Regions from separate parts of the Homo sapiens genome. Here all the other regions are linked to region 4. A link is a loop called in an ENCODE intact Hi-C map of the cell type or tissue named here. Cell type or tissue: GM12878. All regions are shown on one strand.

Region 1 (5,000 bases), 55 kb before region 4:
GATGTTTTAACTGACCCAGAGGAAACAGTGCTCAATCAGTGAGACCTGACCAGAGAATAAGAGGCCGATTTCAGTGAACTCCCATAAAATGGATATTTTGCTAGCCAGAAGCATGGGAAATTGTGTGTGTGTGTGTGTGTGTGTGTGTGTGTGCTTAAAATAAAATCCAATGGTAAAGCATATTTGCATTAAAATATTACGCTAACCAAGGCTGGTAAGAACTGTAAATTATTGGAGTGGCGTAATAGAGCATGAGATTTTTTTTTTTAAGACAGGCCTTCGGGGTAATAGCAAGGGTTGAGGCTCACGACAGTGCCAAATAAGCTTTAGACAGCATAATAGTCTGCAAAGAAAGCCACAGAGCACTAATGTGAAGGAAGAGCTGTCCACCACATGCAGCAAAAATCACCAAAGGTCATTTTATGGTAGCAATTGTGACATAAAATTGGTGGTCATGCTACATGTCTAATACTCAGCACAGCTTTATAAATGATGGGCCCCTAGCGATGGCTGTCATTAAGTGCTTTCATCATAATAAACTTTAAACTGTTGGCTTTATGAATCGCCAGCTAGCTTCAGCTGTTCGTTGGATGGAGCTTGCAGTGCCTTAAGTGTGACAAGACCTATTAGGAATTGCAACCATGTTTCAAGCGTACTTGGCTTCCCCACTCCTGGGGTGATTGCTGCCTATTAAACGGCGTCTGGGAAGATTTTCCTCCAGCAATCTCTGATCAAGAGCTTTTTTGGGCTTTGACCTGCATTTCCTTCAAGACTTTCTCTGAGGAGTTTTATAAGAGCAAAACTCCAGAGCATTTATAGCCACTTCTGATTAATACCTTTCCAGTTTTTCTAGCAACTCTCCCACTGCTGCATAGAGAAAAGCTTTCATTGTTCCTGAGGTGCTTATTTGTGACCTTTTTTCTGCTTCCTGATTCCCTCTAACGTGTTCTCTCAGTGAAATCCTCGGGGTGGAACCCAGACAGTTGGTGAAGTTGTTACAGCTGGAGAGACAGAGAAGGAAAGAGAGAGGCTGTTATATTTTTAAAGGATTACATGCAGAGCAGCCTGGCCCCGCCCATTTAAATACTAATGTGACGTCACCTGCCGCCCGCTGTACCAAACGCATCCTTAATGAGCCCTCGGTGTAAATTGAGCCGACACATAAAGATTTCATGATTCAAATTACACTTTCATTAACCTTTAGCATGGGAAGTCTTTTAGTTTCTATAAATCTTACAGTGGCTTACCGTCTGTCCTACTGATGTGAATAATAGATGTTCGGAGAATCACTCTTTAAAAACCAGTGTTATTTAATTTACAAGGGCTAAATACATATTTCAGACTCACTTAGCAAGAACTTTATTTACTTCTTGTTGCTTGTTCTGACTTTGAGGCCACCCCTCATCCTCCCACCCCGTTTTCTTCTGCTTGACTCAGATGTTTTGGAGATGGTAAAAGCTTTCAATGTCTAAGTCCCTGTCTTAATACTCTTATTTGTCTTTCTTTTAGGCTAAGTAGTGTCCTAAAGATAGTTCAGGGAATGTCTCAGGTGTGGACCATTACACAATTAAATTAGCAAACCTCAGAGGGCTTGGATTAGAACCCGGCAGGGAACACTTGGGGATTCGAGGGCAGAGCCAAGCTTTCTGAATGGCAGTGGCTCTCCCAGGAACAGCAAGGGTTGGCCCGCTTGGTAGTCTCAGTCACAGACTTGTCTTACCAGATAAAGTATTGCAGGCACTCTTTTTTTCTCCTGGGAGTGAACAGGAAATACATTAGTGAATGTGTCAAGCCGAAGGGAAAACAGGAGTTGGAGGGCTCGTGGCTTTTCACATACAAAGGCATCCGCCATCCCACCACGGGAGCCGGCCAAGGGTGGACAAGTGCATTTTGAGGCTGCTGCCCAGGTGCAAGGGGAGGGGGCGGGGCGGGCCGCAGAATGCCCCCGAACAAAGGCGCCTCCAGGGGCCTGTGCAGAGGTCACCTGCTGCCTCCAGGGCAGATTAAGGAGGACTGCAGAGGGCATTTGGAGGAAATGGTGCTGTGCTTCTTTGGGAAATCAATTCGTCCCACCCTTAATAGGGCATTTTGCCCTCCCTCTTTGGGAGTCCCAGGCGAACATGCTTCCAGGTCTCTCAAAATCAGTTATAACAGACCCACGTTTGAAGAGGCGGCACCTTTCCCTGCCTGCGTTCCTTCAATAGCCTGTGCCCCCTGAGAATCTCTTTCTGCTCTCTGCAACATCTCACTTCCCTTTTCTCTCTTCTTTGGGCTCCCCCGCCCCTCTCTACCGAGGCCTCTTTCATAATTAGGCTGAAAGTGGAACTTTCCCCCACTCCCTTACTTTGAGATTTCTTTTTTCCCAGTGACCTGGGCTGCACTTTGCCCCCACTCCCTGCCTGCCAATCTCTTCAGGGTTAGGGCCTCTCTCTTTCCATTCTTGCCGCTCCCCCTCCTTGAGAGCTCCGGGAGGCCCAGCCTCCCTGAATCCGATCGGCTTCCAACACAGCAGCCCCCCTGTGGAGGAAGGAAGAGGCCTCCTCAGAATGAATGGCTGGTAAGGAGGTTTTTAATTTGTCTGGAGCTACAAGAAAAAGGCCTCAGAGCAGCGTTCCCTCCCTCACCTCTGCCGCCCACGCTGGGCCACTCTGCCTTCCCGGTGGGCACCGAGGCCGCACCATCCCAGGCCAGGTCCATGGTGAAAGCTGGGCGGTGGGATCTGAAAATGTTGGCTTGTTGTCTGGGCATCACCTGTGCAATCTAGAATAAGGACTCGGCTTTGTATATGAAATTCTACTTTTTGATGGTTTGCAGCCTACCAATGTGAGAAAGGTAGAAGCTGAACACGATGTGACTGTCAGACTAGGTCGGAAAGTGAGCTCAGGCCATCACTGTCTTGATCTGCAGTCTGCCTTCTGATGGCCGAGCTCTCCTTGAGCTTCAGGGAATGTCACCATGCTGTTCCCAACCCAGAAGGCAGTACATTTAAAAGCTTTGCCCACCTGACCTATGGTTCCACCTCCAGGTACATTAGCCTTCATTTTCCTCCACAGGCTTTATTTTTAGGAGCAGAGGCCACATCCCTGATCCAGCCTACATTTTGAGTGGATCTCTCACTGTCCCTCTGTCTCTCTCTCAAGCAGCATCTCATGATGCCAAGCGAGAGCAAGTATGAAGCAGCTTGGAGGAGAATGAAGCCGCTCACAGCTTCTGAGTGTCCAGAGATCTTTCCTCTCTCCAGGGATACTCCTGGTTGGCCCACCTTCTGCCCCATAAGATGAGAACCTCGGCTCTGGGCTGGGTGACAGAGGTTTTGAGTCTCCAGCTTGCATTTCTGCCAGCTGTTAGTGGTTTTCCCTCACCTCACAGCCAGGTGCTGCTTCTGGGTCCTCTCACACACACCCTCACCCCCAAGAGACTAGATAAACCATCAGTGGTTACAATAATCTCAATATGAATATGATACTGTAGGTATTTATCCAGCTCTACCCTTGTGGTAGATTGGTGGGGTTGGGGAATAGCAACAGTACTTTCCAGCTCCTTCCATCAAGAAATGGACTCTTTCTTCACTCCTTGATTCTGAACTTGGCTTGGCTTGCTTTGGCCAAGGAGACATTAGTAAACATGAGTACAAGCGGAGGTTTGAAAATCACTTGTGCATTGAGGTTTGTCCTATCTTGATGTTTTTGGAACCCAGCTACCATGTGAAAAAACCCAGGCTGTGCTGCTAGACAGTGGAGACATGTGGCCTAGTCACCCCCATTATTCAGCCATGAGCCACTGAACGGCAGTGGCTCTCCCAGGAACAGCGAGGGTTGGCCTGCTTGGTTGTCTCAGTCGCAGACTTGTCTTACCAGATAAAGTATTGCAGGCTCAACTCTTTTTTCCTGGGAGTGAACAGAAAACGAGGACCAAACAGCCCCTGGGAGATGCAGCTCTGGCTGCAGCTGTGTGAGTGGGCCAGGTGAGCCAGCAGAAGAACTGCCCAGCTGAGCTCAACCCAAATTGCCTGCTCACAGAACATGAGCTAAAAATGGTGGTGTTTTAAAGCAACTACATTTGGGGCAGTCTGTTAACTAAGTGATGAGCAACCGATAACTCATGCAGTTCTAGATCTATTCTCTGGGGGTACTTTTCTGCGTCCTTACGTTTAACTTTTGATACAATGTTTTGCCTAAAATGTGGTGAGTTACATAGTGACTAACATTTCAAAAACACAAAAATAGGATGCAAGTACCACAGGCCTCATTTACCCTTCAGAAATTGAACCTATTACAGAGGCACATCACTCTCAGGCTACTGAGAGAGGACACCAGAGAAAGTGGGCTACAGGAGAAAGAACAATGAACCTTGAATCAGAATACCTAGTCCAGCCTGGACTCTACCAGTACCAAGCTGGTGATTGTAGGCAAGCTGCTTAATCTCTGTGGACATCAGTTTCCTCTTCTGTAACATAGGAGAGCTGAACGACATAATTTGAATTCCCAGTTCATGCTAACTTCTGAAGTATTTGAGATAAAAAACATTCTATTATGAGGACCAGAGATATTGGCCACCTCAGGGAGTTAGAATTCTCTGGTACTGTCAGAGAGTTGTCAGACATTTAGCTTGGCCCTAGAGAATATGTAATACATTGCAGGGGACTTTCTCCCATGAGGTTCTGGGGTGGATCCCAATGTTTCACCTTCCTCTGCCCCAGGCTGAACATTGCAGGGCTACCTCAGGTACCACTGCGGGGGAAGGGAGGAGTGGTGGGGGCCCAAACTCCTCCATTTTTATTCACTGATCTAATCAATACAGACATACTTTTATCACACTTAGGAGATAATTGCATTTTTTTTTTTTTCCAAATTGAAGGTCTGTGACAATTCTTTGAGCAAGTCTATTGGCTCCATTTTTCCAACAGCATGTGCTCACTTCATGTCTCTGTCACATTTTTGTAATTCTCACAATATTTACTTTTTCACTATTAAATTGTTATGGTGATCTGTGATCAGTAA
Region 2 (5,000 bases), 100 kb before region 4:
AAAGATCTAGATCAGGGCTTCTCAAAGTGTGGCCCCCTGACCAGCACCACCAGCATCAGTTGTATACTTGTTGGAAATGCATATTCCAAGGCCCCACCTCAGACCTGCTGAATCGGAAACTCTGGAGTTGAAGCTCAGGAATGTGTATTTCAACAGACTATCTAAGAATTATGATGTATGCCGAAGTTTGAAAACCACTAGGGAAGAGGAAGGGGTGGCTTTATCCAGCACACAGATGGAGAAGTTCTCCTTAATGAGAAGAGTGACCCTACTTCCTTTTAGACAAGAGGAAAGGAGAAAAAGAAGAAGAGGAGAAAGATGGTATCAGATAGATAGCCTCAGGCTTTCTGTAAGGTCACCTGCTGAGAACAAAGACTTGGGATATTTGGGGAGCTTAAAGCGTGAGTGTGTTCATTCCAGCCTCCAAACCCTGGCCTCTTCTTTAGGCTTTGTCTGATATGTCCTCTTGCTTCTTCATTCCCCATCCAGATCCTGTGTGTAAGATCACATGCAGTTCCACCTTCTTCAGGATACCTTCCCCAACTTGTCCAGTCCACAGTGATTACTCCTTTGGTAGTACCTTACTTACATAGGGCCATCGGTAATTCTTTTGTTTCATTTGAATGTCTTGTCTTCCGAATATGACTGTATGTTCCTTTTGACGATTATGATTTTGCTACTTGAGGAACATGTCCTCATTGTACTGCTGCTCACAGCATCCACTGAGGCTTCAATAACATTTATAGACAGACGACTCCCAAATTAGGAAGTCAACGGATCAATATCCCCTTTCATTCTGAGTTTTCAATTCCAGATTTAGATGGTGTCCTTTTCTCTAAGTGTTTAAAACACTTTCTTAGAGAGGCTTCTATGATATGGAAGTTTAAAACTCTATAAAAGATAAGGAAAATTGGAGGAGAAAGTGGCAAATAGGAAATCATTTGAAAGAAGAGAAGTGATTCACTGGTTTGGGTAAACACTGTAAATGACTTGAACACTGTAAACACTGTAAATGGCCCTCTACAAGAGTGAGCTGTGCCAACATAGACTTTGAGAAGTGACATAAAAGAAACTGTGGGAAAGGATACTGGAATCCTCTGTAAAGAATGCCTATAATAGCCATACAAAGAACATGGCTGCCTTCCCTACTGCTGGTAAGATAGCTTGTTTTTGAAGTTCATTACATTTAGCAAGCATGATCAAGAATTCTATCAGTGCACTACTTTCACAAATACACAAGAAACTACCTTTTTAACAGCAGAGTTTAAAACCAAGACTCAGCCGGGCACAGTGGCCCACACCTGTAATCCCAGCACTTTGGGAGGCTGAAGCGGGTGGATCACTTGAGGCCAGAAGTTTGAGACCAGCCTGGCCAACATGGCGAAACCCCGTCTCTACTATAAGTACAAAAATTAGCTGGGCATGGTAGCACATGCCTGTAATTTCAGCTACTAGGGAGGCTGAGGCAGGAGAATTGCTTGAACCCAGGGGGCAGAGGTTGCAGTGAGCTGAGATTGCGCCACTGCACTCCACCCTGGGTGACAGAGCAAGACTCTGTCTCAGAAAACAAACAAACAAAAAACAGGACTCACTCCCCTACAGCCAGGAGTCTGAAAATATAAAGGTAAACAAAGAAGTACTAAACATGAGAATATGAGAAAATAAATTCTTTAAACCTCTATAGGGAGAGTTATCTGTGATCACTGCAATGAAATACAAATTAGGGTGAACCCATTTGACATTAGGTTTTATTACAAACTTGAAACAGAGACTCTCTGTTTGAGAAATTCTTTCAGTGTGAGTTTTGCATCACAAGGTAAAAATCCTATCAGAAATTGACTTGGTTTTGTTTTTCAGATTGAAACCCCAAACTCAAAGCCAGAATGAAAGGACATAAGTTAGTACAAGAATAAGGGAAGGGAAACTAATATTTCTTGAGCACCTATAATGTGGTTTCATTTACTCCATCTCTTTCAATTCTTAATGAGTCCTGTGATGCAACTCTTACTGTCTCTTTTTTACAGATGAGGGCAATGATACTCAGCATCTCTCATCTTCACTGCCTTGCGTTTGAACTCAGAGCTATCCAGCTACAAAGCCCATGCATTCTTTCTGCTATACTATACCTGTTAAACTTCATAGGTTTGGCATGTCCATAGCTGTTATGATTTTTCTTTATTTTTAAAATTAGAGACAGGATCGTACTTTGTCATCCAGGCTGGAGTACAGTGGCAAGATCATAGCTCACTGTAACCTCAAATTCCTGGACTCAAGTGATCCTCCTGTCTCAGACTCCTGAGTAGCTAGGACAACAGGTACATACCACCACAACTGGCTAATTTTTTATTTTTTTTGTAGAGACAGGGGTCTCACTATGTTGCTTAGGCTGGTCTCAAACTCTTGGCCTCAAGCAATCCTCCCACCTTGGCCTTTCAAAGTGCTGGGATTACAGGCATGAGCCATAGTGCCCAGCCAAGATTTTTCTAAAACATGGAGAATTCTATAATGATTATTGATTTTGTAATGTTTCTGCTTACAAAATTGTATTTTACTTTGTAATGAATTTTGAATGGAAATAAGATTTTAATATTGTGATGAAATAAAATGGAGAGAATATAAATTTTACTTTGGTGTCAGTGTAATTACAAGCAACATGTTGACATGATTTGATGTCTGGTAGAACCATCCTTTACATGTCTTCGCACATGAATGTTATGCTTTAGATGGTAAAACTTATATAGGTAAGGGTCCTACTTGTATGCGCCTTGCTCTTTTTCAGAAAGCATTTTCTGTTCAGTTTGTTTAAAAAACAGTTTTGTAGCTGGGACTATAGGCACATGTCACCATGCCCAGCTTGGAGTTCTAATTTGAATTTCCCTAGGGACTAATGATGTTGAATATATTTTCATGTACTTATTTGCCATTCACGTATCTTCTCTGGTGAAGTGTCTGTTCAAATGCTTTGCTCATTTTTTAAAAAATTGGGTTGCTTGTTTTTCTTATCATTGACATACTCTGGGAGTTCTTTATATATTCTGGATATAAGCTTATATCAGATACTATATATGATTTGCCATTTTCTTCCAGCCTGTAGCTCGTCTTCATTCTCCTCACAGGATCTTTCAAAGTGCAAATGTTTTTAATTTTAATAAAGTCTGATTTACCAATTTGTTCTTTTAAGGATCAAGACTCTTGTGTGTGTCTAAGAAATCTTTACCTAACTCAAGGTTACAAAGATTTTCTCCTGCATTTTCATCTACAAGTTTTATAGTTTTGGGTTTTACATTTAGGTTTATGATTCATTTTGCATCAATATTTGCATATGGTGTGAGATATAGATTGAAGTTCTGTTTTTAAAAAATGGAGACTCAATTGTTAAAACATCATTTCATCCTTTGCTCACCAAATTGCCTCCATTTACTTAGGTCTTATTTAATTTCTCTCATCCATTGTCAGAATTATCTTTAAGTGTTTCATATTTTTATGCTATTATAAACAGAATGGTTTTTTAATGCTGTTGTAAACAGTATAAAATTGGAAATTCCAACTTCCAATTATTTGTTGATTTTATGAAGAAATACAACTGATTCTTGTACATTGATCTTGTATCCCACAATCCTACTAAAGTCACTTATTAGTTCTAGAAGCTTATTTTTGTATATCTCTTTATACAGAAAGGGACTGTAATCTCCAGTGCAGTGTTGAAGAATGAAAGAAAACATACTTTTCTTATGCCTGACGTTAGGAAGAAAGCATCGGGTCTTTCACCATTAAGTATGATGTTAACTATAGGTTTTTCATAGATGACCTTTTTCAGGCCAAAGAATTTCCTTTCTATTTTTAGGTTGCTGAAAGTTTTTAGCAGGAACAGACATTAATCTTTGTCAGAAGCATTTTCTGCCTTTATTGAGATGATCATATGTTTTTTCTTTTTTGGCTTGCTAATATAGTAGATTATATTGATCAATTTTCAAATGTTAAACCAACCTTCTTATATTCTTAAGATAAGCCCCACTTGATCATGATGCATTGCCATATGTATGTTCATATGTATATTATGGACAACTTTGGATATGTTGTATTAATATTGCATAAATATTATCCTCTTAATATTTATGGACTCTGTATTGATGGCACCTCTCATATTCATGATATTGGTGATTTATATCTTCTCCCTTTTTTCCTGATAAGTCAGGCTAGAGGTTTATCAATTTTATTGATCTCAAAGAATCAGTGTTTGGTTTCATTGATTTTTCTCTATTATTTTTCTGTTTCCCTTTTTATTCACTTCTGCTCTAATCTTTATTACTTCTTTTTTTTTTTCTGGTCAAGTTTAACTTACTCTTCTTTTTCTTGAATATTTAGCTAGAAACTGAGTTCACTAATTGAGACCTTTCCTAATAATAGCCATTTAGTGCTATTAATTTCCTCTAAGTACTTCATTCGTGGCATCCCATAAATTTTGATGTGTTGTATTTTCATTCAACGCAAAATAATTGTCAGTTTATGTTTTCATTTATTCTTTGGACCCCAGGTTATTTAGAAGTATATTATTTATTTTCCAAATATTTGAGAATTTTACAGAGATTATTGATTTCTAGTTTAATTCCATTGTGGTCAGGAAACATTCTTTTTTTTTTTATTTTTATTTTTGAGACAGGTTCTCGCTGTGATGCCCAGGCTGGAGTGCAATGGTGCAATCTCAGCTCACTGCAACCTCTGCCTCCTGGGTTCAAGCTATTCTCCTGCTCCAGCCTCCTGAGTGGCTGGGACTACAGGCATGCACCACCATGCCAGGCTAATTTTTGTATTTTTAGTATAGATGGTGTTTCACCATATTGGCCAGGCTGGTCTCAACTTCTGACCTCAAGTGATCCACCCCCTCAGCCTCCCAAAGTGCTGGATTACAGGGATGAGCCACCATGCCCAGCCAGGGAACATATTTTTTGTATGACTAGAATCATTTTAAATTTATTGAGACTTACACTATGACCCAGAAT
Region 3 (5,000 bases), 260 kb before region 4:
GCACATGCCTGTAATCCCAGCTACTCAGGAGGCTGAGGCAGGAGAATTGCTTGAACCCAGGAAGCAGAGGTTGCAGTGAGCCGAGATTGCGTCATTGCACTCCAGCTTGGGCAACAAGAGTGAAACTCTGTCTAAAAAAAAAAAAAAAAAAAGAAAAGAAAAAGAAAGAACACAGGTGGGAGAAAGGAGAAACAGAAGCAAAGGAAGACACAGGGAATCTGAAGTAGAGTATAGAAGTTGTGAGACATAGTGTTCAGTAGCCTCAATATATTTCAATAACTTGGGAAGCAGTCATCTGCTAAAAATGAGAGGGCAGGGACAAGTCTTCCTGGTGGAGAATAATTTGTTGTAATAAAAGCAGCTTGTTAGATTACATGAGGGTCCAGCGTGAATGTGATCAGTGGTCAAAGTCAATGTGATTTTGTGACTTACACTGATAGCATTCAGCAACCACAGGAGTAGGTGAGGACAGTGTGGTTGGTGAGATTATTCAGGTCTGAGGAGTGGCATGTTAGGATTAGTGAGAGAAAGGTCAAAAATAAAAGTAAGTGTGCTGTGGAGGCTAGAGTGCTACCATTTGCTCAGAAATAGCCTCACTTGCACAGTTTTAAAAATGCAACTCAAAAGATAATTATTGACAATTAAATAGCCCCATGGCTTCAACACTAATCATAACAAAACAAAAATACTGCAAGGAATGTTCATTCATTCCATTTTTGTGGAAAGAATACCTGTGTTAGATGCTGGAACTGTTTTCAAGGAGCTCATTTCTAAAAAATTTACTTTCTTGGACCATTTATCCAAAGAAGAAATGCCGTTTCTTCAAAGATGTGTGTTTTTCAAATCTGCACTATCTTCTGTAAGCATTCTGGTTAAATAATTCCCCAGGATAGGAAAGTCACTTTGATGCTGGTTGTACAAGGGAAATGCCATGAATTCCCAGATGCTTTTAAAATACAGGTGGGTTATAAAGACAAAGGTGATGCAACTTGTTGAATGTCTCATTTTTAAATTATAACTTTCAAAGGAGTGAAGGACTTGCCATCCCAAAATATGTCAAACTGGCATATTAATTATTTTGAAAACATTGGAGAAATTGTAGTTTCAGAAAGGGGTAGCTGACCTGCATGCAGCAAGCCATAAAGCTTCTTCTGTGGCTCATGCCTGTAATCTCAGCACTTCGGGAGGCCAAGGCAGGAAGATCGTTTAAGTTTAGGCATTAGAGACCAGCCTAGGCAACATGATGAGACCCCATCTCTACAAAAAATATGGAAATTAGCCAGGTGTGGTAGTACATGCCTATAGTGGCAGCTACCTGGGAGGCTGAGATGGGAGGATCATCTGAGTCTGAGAGGTCCAGGCTGCAGTGATCTATGATCACACCACTGCACTCCAGCCTGAGAGACAGAGTGAGACCCTGTCTCAAAAAAAATGAAAGAAAGAAAGGACGGGGAGGGGGAGAGAGAGGGAGAGGGAGAGGGAGACAGAGAGGGAGAGGGAGACGGAGAGGGAGAGGGAGATGGAGAGGGAGAATATTCCTTTGGACGAGATCCTCCCTTTACTAGAGCCAGGAAATAGCTCTTATCAACCAGAGGCTGGGAACAGGGGGCTGCAGTGGACCCAATTAAATATATTTTCCAAAGTAACCCTTATCTTCTACTAGTTTTACACCCCGCTTGTATCTCCTAGTGACTCCCCTAGGAATTTATTGCCCGTAGACAGATCGCCTTTGTCCTATCATTTCTTCTTAAGTTTATTATTCTTCATCCAAAAAGTATAAAAGCATCTTGCTTTGGCCACTTCTTCAGACTTCACTCTCTTGTGAAGATCCCCATGTACATGTAAAACTAATAAAATGTGTATGCTTTTCTCTTGTAAATCTGCCTTGTGTCAATTTGGTTTCTAGATCCAGCTGAAGGGCCCACATGAGAGCTCAGGCGGGTTGGAGGTGATCTCTCATTACCTACACGTTATATAAATTCAGCATAGGAATAATGGTTGAGGGTAAATTAACATTGTTAAAAAGAATACACCGTAACATAAAGTACTTTAACATTTATAATATGAGACCATTTATTAAAGAAAATACCATTATATAATAATGAGGCTAATAATTTCATATGGAAATAATACTGTATTAATTCGATGTATTCATACTAACAGTGAACATGATATTTTAAATTTTGCTGTCACATAATTATGCTGCTGCTTTATGAAATGTTATACTGTCACCTAGAAAAACCCTTATTTGAGTGTAGATCTGCGATCTTCAGCCTCATATGGCAGGTTGTAATGTGTTACTGAGGTATTTTTAAGTGAAGAGGTGGGAAAAACTCCTGGCTGAGTCATAAAACTGAGGATTCTTTCTTTCCTAATCTGCCTGGAGCAAAGCTGTCTAGGCTAACACTGGCCTTTAGCAAAGAACTGAAACACTTTCCTAGTTCTACAAGGCAAATTGGGTAATGGGATGTGGTATTGGGTAATGGGATGTGGTGTTAAGTTTGGAATGAGGAGATATCTTAGGGTTGTGAGTCATGGTCCGTATTATTTTTAAGTTGTTGCTTAAAAATAAAAAAGCAACAAAAAGCAATCAAAGGGAAAGTGAGAGTTAGAAGAAGTTGAAGACCAAATAATTTTGTACTAGTCAGTAAATAGTAGTATTGTGACTACAAATGACTATTTGGTACAGGCATCTTAACTCCTCAGCTCTGTTAGCACTGATTAAAAGTGAAAAAGTTGATTCATTGTGTATTGGAATAAATAATGTCTCAAAGTTTACGCAGTGGTGGAAGTGAAACCAAAATACAAAGCTCCATTTGTGACTGAAGTTTGCTAACATTTCAAGAAGTAGGTTGAAGTGACAGTGGGTAATAGGAAAAGCAGACATATTTCTTTGCCATGAGATTTTATAGCTGTCATTGGCAGTGTGTTTTCTTAAACTGATATCAGCTACCATTTATACACTTAACAATTTCTGGTCAGATTAGGGCAGAAGGTTGTGGTACCCACATATATAAAATAGTATAATAATGTTCTATTTTTTTTTTGGAACAAATTTGTTACATGAAATGTCAGATGAGTCATTTTGCTCATGTCAGGTATTTAAAAGTAATGGAAAGATGCCAACATGGAAGCCCAGTAATTCATGCGCTGGTGTAATGGAGCAAATGAAATGCAAAGCTCTTGTACAGGTCCAATTTCAGCACCAAACGCTTACCTGTCAGTCAGCAAAATTGTCCCTGAATAAAAATGAACCCCATCTGAGAGGCAAAGCATTTTAATGTACATCACATTCTTTGACTCTATTGCGAGGTAGAAGCTGCATGGAAAGAAAGAGAATGCTGTTGAAAAAGACATTTAACAGCAACCTCTGAGCATGCTGAAAATCTCACTCGCATTACTGCCCACAAAAGGTTTTTGGTTTGCCCTTTCTCTCCTGAGCTATTGACAAACTCTTGAGCATTGCTGCCCTCCCCGGCTCTGTGTCTCTTATCTACATGGAAAGGCAGCTGATTTACTCCAGACAGTGAGAGATTTGGCCACTCAGGGATGTGGAGACCAAGTTTTAGACAGGTAACTTTATTGCTGCCTGGGTGCAGCTGGGGGATGTATTTATGGACGTGACAATTAAAAGTGTGTGTTGCACAAATCGAAAGTCAGACATACCCTTGTATAAATGATTATTGTGGTCCAAAGTGACTGCCATTTCTTTTGGAAAGCCTTTCATTTGGAATCAGTTCCCAGTTTTCTATATGAGCAAGCATCTTACAGAAATGAGGTGTCCTAGTTTTTTTTAGACCCAATTCCTGTGGTTTTTAAAAAGCAAATGGGAAAGTTAAGAATTTGTGTGCTTCAGTGCCCACGCACCCAGGGATTCTTGTACCCTACCTCTAGGAGTCATGATTTGTTCTACCTTTGAAATGTCTGTTTTCCATTTCTGTGTTTTAAGACTCTAAGTGCTTATAGGAACCCAAGCAGCTATTGAAAACCAGTAATGACTAGTTCTTCTAAATGCTAATGATTGAGAATGAACTAGCAATCAGGGCTCAAAAATAAAATAAAATAAAATAAAGTAAAATAAAATAAAGTGTGCTGAATTAGAAACGATAATAATTAAATCAAGCCAAGGTGCCCTATACTTATGACTGCACTAATGCTTGAAAAATTATGAGTACAGAGAAAATTTACATAAATCCTCTTTAAATGATGTATGTGAAAAAAAAGAAAGAAGGAAAAACCATGGTCACAGGACTGAATTTATTTTAATCCCCTGGTTCAAGTGGTCCTAGAAATAATCATACTTGTATCAATCTATATTGCATGACTTTTGTAAGATGTGAAAATAGTGTTTTTCACTAAATTGTCACTTATTATTGTTCATTTAGGGCCACTAACATAGAAAAATTTCTCAGCTACAGTGTCAAAAGAATAGGGACAATTTGATGTTTTCTTTTGATGCTGTTTGTTGATATCTAGACCACTGTAGCTTGATTGCCTAACATTAAACCTATAATAACAGTGCAATCATAGCAGTATCATCATGAATGTTGTTACAATAGAAACAACATTTACACGGCTTCAGAATGGTAATTATCAAACTTTTTGTCATGAAGCGCTTATTTGCTAGCATTGATCTGCCCCGGTCAGTTGTTAGCTCTTCTCATCTGAGGTGTATTGATTGTATAATCAGTAGATAGAGGCTGTGGGCAGATGAAATTCAGTGTTGTTGGGCAAATTATCGGCTGCTTGCCTGTTGACCTGGACCCTGCTGGTTGTACCTTAGATGCTGGTGGGATTATTACTCATTTCAGTGACCCTACTTTATGACAGAGCACTCTGTATTATTATAAAAGATAAATGCCATCCTGCTTGCTGTGGTTGTGGTTGACTACACAAATGTCAGAATATAGCTAGTCTGCAAACTAGGCAGTGCAAGTATGTTTCCGATGAGATCAAAAGGAGAAATTTTCAAAGATTACCTTTTCTGAATTTGTCTCTTT
Region 4 (5,000 bases):
CAGCCTGGGCAACAGAGCGAGACTCCATCTCAAAAAAATAAAAAATAAAAAAATAAAAAATAGGAGAAGAAGAGACTCTGGGCCAATACTGGCTTCCCCCAAAACAGGGCTCTGATAAAAGCAGGGCTGGAGAACACGGCCTTAGACTTCCCATCAAAGTGTCAGCTGCTACTCCTTTTCCCCAAATCTCTGCCTATTCTTTCCGCAGAACCCAAGGATATGGTGCTAGGAAAGGCCAATTTGAAGCACATTTGCTAGAGAAAAAAAGAGCAAGCCAAGACAGTAAACCTGTCTATGCCTCCAAAGTGGAGCAGATAAGCCAGCTGGGCTACCCAAACCCCATGGTCAGGCAGAGGCAAGGCAGGGAGTGAAAGAGGAATGAGCAAAGTGGTCATGAATCTCTCATGTAGAGGGACAGTTCATCTCTGGCAGTCTTTCCTCCCCCTGTAGGGAGAGAGCCCGGACATGGGAGCATGAATGGTTTCGCAACACTCACCCCAGTGGGGAAGAGGGCTGAGAGAAGTTCTGTCCCCCATACAGACAGAGGCAGAAACAATGGGAGGAGAGGGACAAGTTTCCTCGCTCAACAGCAATGCCACAGCTGATGGAAAGAAAAGGACTGAAGGTCAGCCTTGAGACACCCTCATTCATCCCACCTTGTGTCCAGACCAGCCCTAATCTCTGCTTTTCTGATTGACCTGCCTTGACTTGGAGAGAACTTCCCAACGTCTTCTTCCTGCCTGTAGATCTGCTCAGCCTTGTCTCTCCATCTCCCTAGTTGACCTGTCTGTGCAGCAGGGACTCTGTAGCCACTCCCTGGGAAACCCTCAACTTGCTCAAAGAGACAATCGTCCTTGGTTGCCAGTCTTGTCACACTTCCTGAAGTGCTGATGAAAGACAGTGAGGGCCTAGGCGTGGTGGCTCACGCTTGTAATCCCAGCACTTTGGGAGACCAAGGCAGGCGGGCAACTTGAGACCAGGAGCTCACGACCAGCCTGGCGAACATGGCAAAACCTCGTCAATAATAACAATAATAATAATAATAATAATAATAATAAAATTAGTTAGGCTTGCTGGCACGTGCCTGTAATCCCAGCTACTCAGGAGGCTGAGGCACAAGAATTGCTTGAACCTAGGAGGCAGAGGTTGCAGTGAGCCAAGATCACATCACTGCACTCTAGCCTGGGCAACAGAGCCAAACTCCATCTCAAAAAAAAAAAAAAAAAAAAAAAAAAGAGAGAGAGAAAGAGAAGATCAGACAGGAGAGGAGACGAGGGGTTGGGCCAGAGGGATGAAATTTTGTTCCCAGGACACAGAACTAATCCCAAAATCAAGTTTCATAAATGACCTGCCCACTCTCTCCTTTAGACAATAAGCAATATAGATGATTTAATAAGGATCCCTAATAACCAACCAGAGGACTCCCTCCTATTTCAGAAAATGGCCTTAGTTATGAAATAGCCATAGATAACATATTTGGAGGGCCGGCCCCTTTTCTGGGAACTAAATTCTGCCCACAGTCCCTCTGCAGGGGCAGGTTTAGATGGCCATGACTTGCCTTAGGTTATTTTCCCCTCCCCTCCAGCTGCAGTTGATTGGACCAGGGGTGGTCACCTGATTTCAGAGAAGCTAATATAAGTTGGTGAGTTCAGCCAATCAGATTCTCCCTTGCATATGCAAAATGAGAGTATTTGGTGGTGGGCGTTTGAGAAAGGCCTCACAGAATGGGAGTTAGAGTTAATGACAGGGAAAACCCAAGCCACATGCAAGACAAAATTGGAGGGGAGAGGGTGGCCAGAGGAAGTGGAACAAGATGGTTTGCAAAGAGAATAAAGCAGACCAGGCGAGAAAAGCCAAGGTTGAGGAAAAATGGGAAGCGAGAAGAAGCGGGAAAGAGGATGGAAAGAAGGAAAGAGAAATGCAAAGAGACAGAGATATGGGAGGTGGTGGAGGAGGGAAAGAAATCTTCTTGGCTTCTTGTGGCTTCTCCATTACCAGCTTTAGTTTCTGAAAGGCATATCTTTATTTCTATTTCTGTAACCTGATTCCATGTCCTTTTAGTCATCATCTGTTTCTTTAAGTTTCTGTTTCTCACAACCATTGAGCTCTGACTCAAACTATGATCTTAGCCATTGTAGCAGGATGGGGCAACTTGAGAGAGTTGCAATCTGCCACTGGACATGCTCCATCAAGTGGAACAGGCACTGGAGCGACACAGCCAGTTGCAGGGACTAAACAAAATCAGGGGCAGGTTCCACATGGAAATCTGGGCAGATGAGCAATTGGCATCTGCAAAGAGATTGGCAGAGAACTGGGTCCTGGGCTGAGAGACAAGAAAGGGCAGGAAGGGAGAAGGGAACTGGTCAAGTCAAAGCTGGGTTCTAGTTCTGGACATACTGGGTAGGGATTCACCCAGATGGAGCCCATAACCAGAACCAGTGGCCAAGAGCTTGGGCGTTATCTTTTAAAGACCTTTATAGGAAAAAAAACTCTTAAAAAAAACAATAAATACCATTTTTGTAAGTGTCTCCAAAGGCACCACAGAGTTGGTGTCTTTATTTAAAGTGGTAGCTAATGCCAAGTCATTTCCTGCAAGCTTTGGAGGACTTGAACTCTAACTCCAAAGTGCCTGGGGCCTCTATCTCACTCCACAAATACTTTATCCTCTTGTAGTTTATTGTTGTTATTTGCAGTAGTTATGTTCTATAAAGTTGCCTCCAATGCTGAATTAGCAAACACTAAGCCATTGCTCCCAGGGGAAATATAGGGTTAGGTTCCTGCAAGCCTCTGGCCACATTTTCACCAACAGATCAATACATAACCTTATTTTGTGTGTGTTTTGCTTCAAGATGCCATATTTAGTATATATTGTTGCCTCATTAACAGTGAATTCACAGCCAACAGTGCAATAACTCATACCTGAACAGTTCATCTAATAAATGTATTTTCTTTAGAAGACCCCACTAGACAGCCCAACTGAACATTGAGGACCCCTGCCAATTTCTTGTACTCTCCTATGCTTCTGGGCCTTGCTACATGTTATTGCTGCTTCTCTAAGTATCTTTTCCAATCCTCCCTCCCCACAGACTCTTTCTACAACTTGCCCTGCCCCCTAATACCCTGACAGCTGGTGAACATCTACTCATTTTTCAGCCTTGGGTCCAGCACTACCTCCTCAGTGAAACTTTTGCTGAAAATCTAGAGTGTCAGAGGTTCTCCCTCACGATCTGTTTCTGTATTAGCACTAGAACTCTTACCATGCTAGTGGTATAATTCTTTACAAATGTGTAAAGAACTCTGATTCTTTTGGGGAAGAGAGCATTATGAATTATTAATTCTTGTAGCCATAGTGCGTAGCACAGTACCTGGCTCCTAAGAGTCACGCAATAAATATCTGATGAAAGAATCATCCAGGCTGGAAGGAAGCCCAGAGTCTGTGCTGGGCTAATAGCAATGGGGACTGTATCTGATTCTCAGCGAGCTTACCTGCTGATCAGACTTGGTCCTATCAGATGCTGAGCTTGCAGGAAGGGATCCAGCTGAGAAGAGAGGGGTCAACACCAGGTAGGGCCTGGGAGCATTCATCATTGCAGACAGGTGAGTACAGGTCACCATTAACTTTCAGTTGGAGGAGCGCTCATGTGCACTCACAATATGGGCAGCCAAGTTCTAGGCCTCGGAGGATCAGGCTGAATTGGTGGAGGGATCGAGATGTTGCAGCTGGAAATAAAAAGAGATACACGTATTATGCAATTGCACTTACTTACATAAAACTACTGAGAAATAATTTGCTTCATTACCATGCTACTAAAACTGCTAGTTGTAATGTTGGGTCAAATAAATAAGTTATACAAAAAGCCATATGTACAGATCATTGCTTTCCTAACTTTTTGTCTCCCTCCTTTTATTAGTTTACCCCCTGACCTCTATATTTTAAAAGATACTGTCATCCATCAGGGAAGTGGCATTTTTAGTAACTCTTTTTCCATTATTATTAGAGATACAGAACTGCCAATCAAGCTTCTGACCACCAAGAAATACCACTTGGATTTGCTCTATTCCAGCCAAAAGTAAAGAAGCTTGCTATTTACTCTCCTTAAGGTGGTTAAATATATTATTTCTACCTGGCTTTTAAAATATTGAAATACAGTTTGGGAGGTCGAGGCTGGCAGATCGCTTGAGCGAGCCCAGGAGTTTGAGACCAGCCTGAGTAATGTGGTGAAACCTCATCTCTACAAAAAAAAAAAAAAAAAAAATTTACTCTGGAGTGGCAGCATGCACCTGTAGTTTCAGCTACTCAGGAGGCTGAGGTGGGAGGATTGCTTGAGCCCAGGTGATAGAGGCTGCAGTGAGCTGAGATGGCACCACCGCACTCCAGCCTGGGCAACAGAGTGAGACCCTGTCTCAAAAAAAAAAAAAATTGGAATAACTTCCCTGTTACTCATTACTAAGAGTGTCATGGACCTCTTCAGAAACGCTGGGTTGAGAAAAACTGAAATCGATGTCTGAATTTGCTAGTGGTTCATGATGGTGGCAGAGATATGTGAAGACGCTACTTGGGTTTTTGCCCATGACTCACCCAGCCCAGGTTGAGGAAAACTGAAATCAACGTCTGAATTCGCCAGTGGCTCATGACAGCAGTGTAGATAAGTGAAGATGCGACTTAGGTTTTTGCCCATGACTCACCCAGCCCCGGTAAGGTGACTTTCAGCCTCTCTCCAGTGCTTTGTTCTCAATAGATCCAGATGATCCTCCTCAGCTGTCCCTACCCTTGGCATGGTGAGCTGTGAACTTTGGTTTTTCCTGTATTTTCCGCAGCCCCCTGCACAGTGGCAATCAATGTTGATTGAATGATCACATCTTCAATGGTGGCCCACAGCTCCCTGTGGTAAAGTGTAAAATTCTCTTGTCTAAGGTCCCTCTTGTGATGTTCCTAGGGTCTCTGGGCGCTTTTTGCTGAGAAGATGTACAAGAAACGGCCAACCCTGTGCTAGAGAGTT

The links. Peaks named below come from ENCODE experiments on the same cell type or tissue, not always from the same donor. Only the 100,000 strongest peaks of a DNase experiment are listed, where the experiment ranks them.
Region 1: it touches region 4 in a loop (6-fold over the local background); 1 of 110 quality-filtered maps calls a loop at or near these places.
Region 2: a loop joins it to region 4, with 3 times the contacts of the local background. A loop is called at or near these places in 1 of 110 quality-filtered maps.
Region 3: a loop joins it to region 4, with 2.3 times the contacts of the local background. A loop is called at or near these places in 1 of 110 quality-filtered maps.

The regions. Positions count from the first base shown.
Region 1 is chr2:44,776,621-44,781,620 of GRCh38, forward strand. No RefSeq gene overlaps it. Among named protein-coding and RNA genes, the nearest start is that of LINC01833, 160 kb to the right of the region's middle. In GM12878, a CTCF peak has its summit at 2,543; DNase peaks (open chromatin) are centred at 2,251 and 3,421; H3K4me3 peaks cover 2,557 bases; H3K27ac peaks cover 2,536 bases.
Region 2 is chr2:44,729,780-44,734,779 of GRCh38, forward strand. The region is part of intron 7 of CAMKMT (calmodulin-lysine N-methyltransferase); the gene reads left to right. Among named protein-coding and RNA genes, the nearest start is that of LINC01833, 210 kb to the right of the region's middle. In GM12878, no CTCF peak of the experiment used is centred here; a DNase peak (open chromatin) is centred at 1,972.
Region 3 is chr2:44,576,195-44,581,194 of GRCh38, forward strand. The region is part of intron 3 of CAMKMT (calmodulin-lysine N-methyltransferase); the gene reads left to right. Among named protein-coding and RNA genes, the nearest start is that of CAMKMT, 220 kb to the left of the region's middle. In GM12878, no CTCF peak of the experiment used is centred here; a DNase peak (open chromatin) is centred at 2,777; H3K4me3 peaks cover 890 bases; H3K27ac peaks cover 748 bases.
Region 4 is chr2:44,831,728-44,836,727 of GRCh38, forward strand. No RefSeq gene overlaps it. Among named protein-coding and RNA genes, the nearest start is that of LINC01833, 100 kb to the right of the region's middle. RefSeq lists an enhancer at 1,950-2,059. In GM12878, no CTCF peak of the experiment used is centred here; DNase peaks (open chromatin) are centred at 1,724, 2,114 and 4,594; H3K4me3 peaks cover 551 bases; H3K27ac peaks cover 3,308 bases.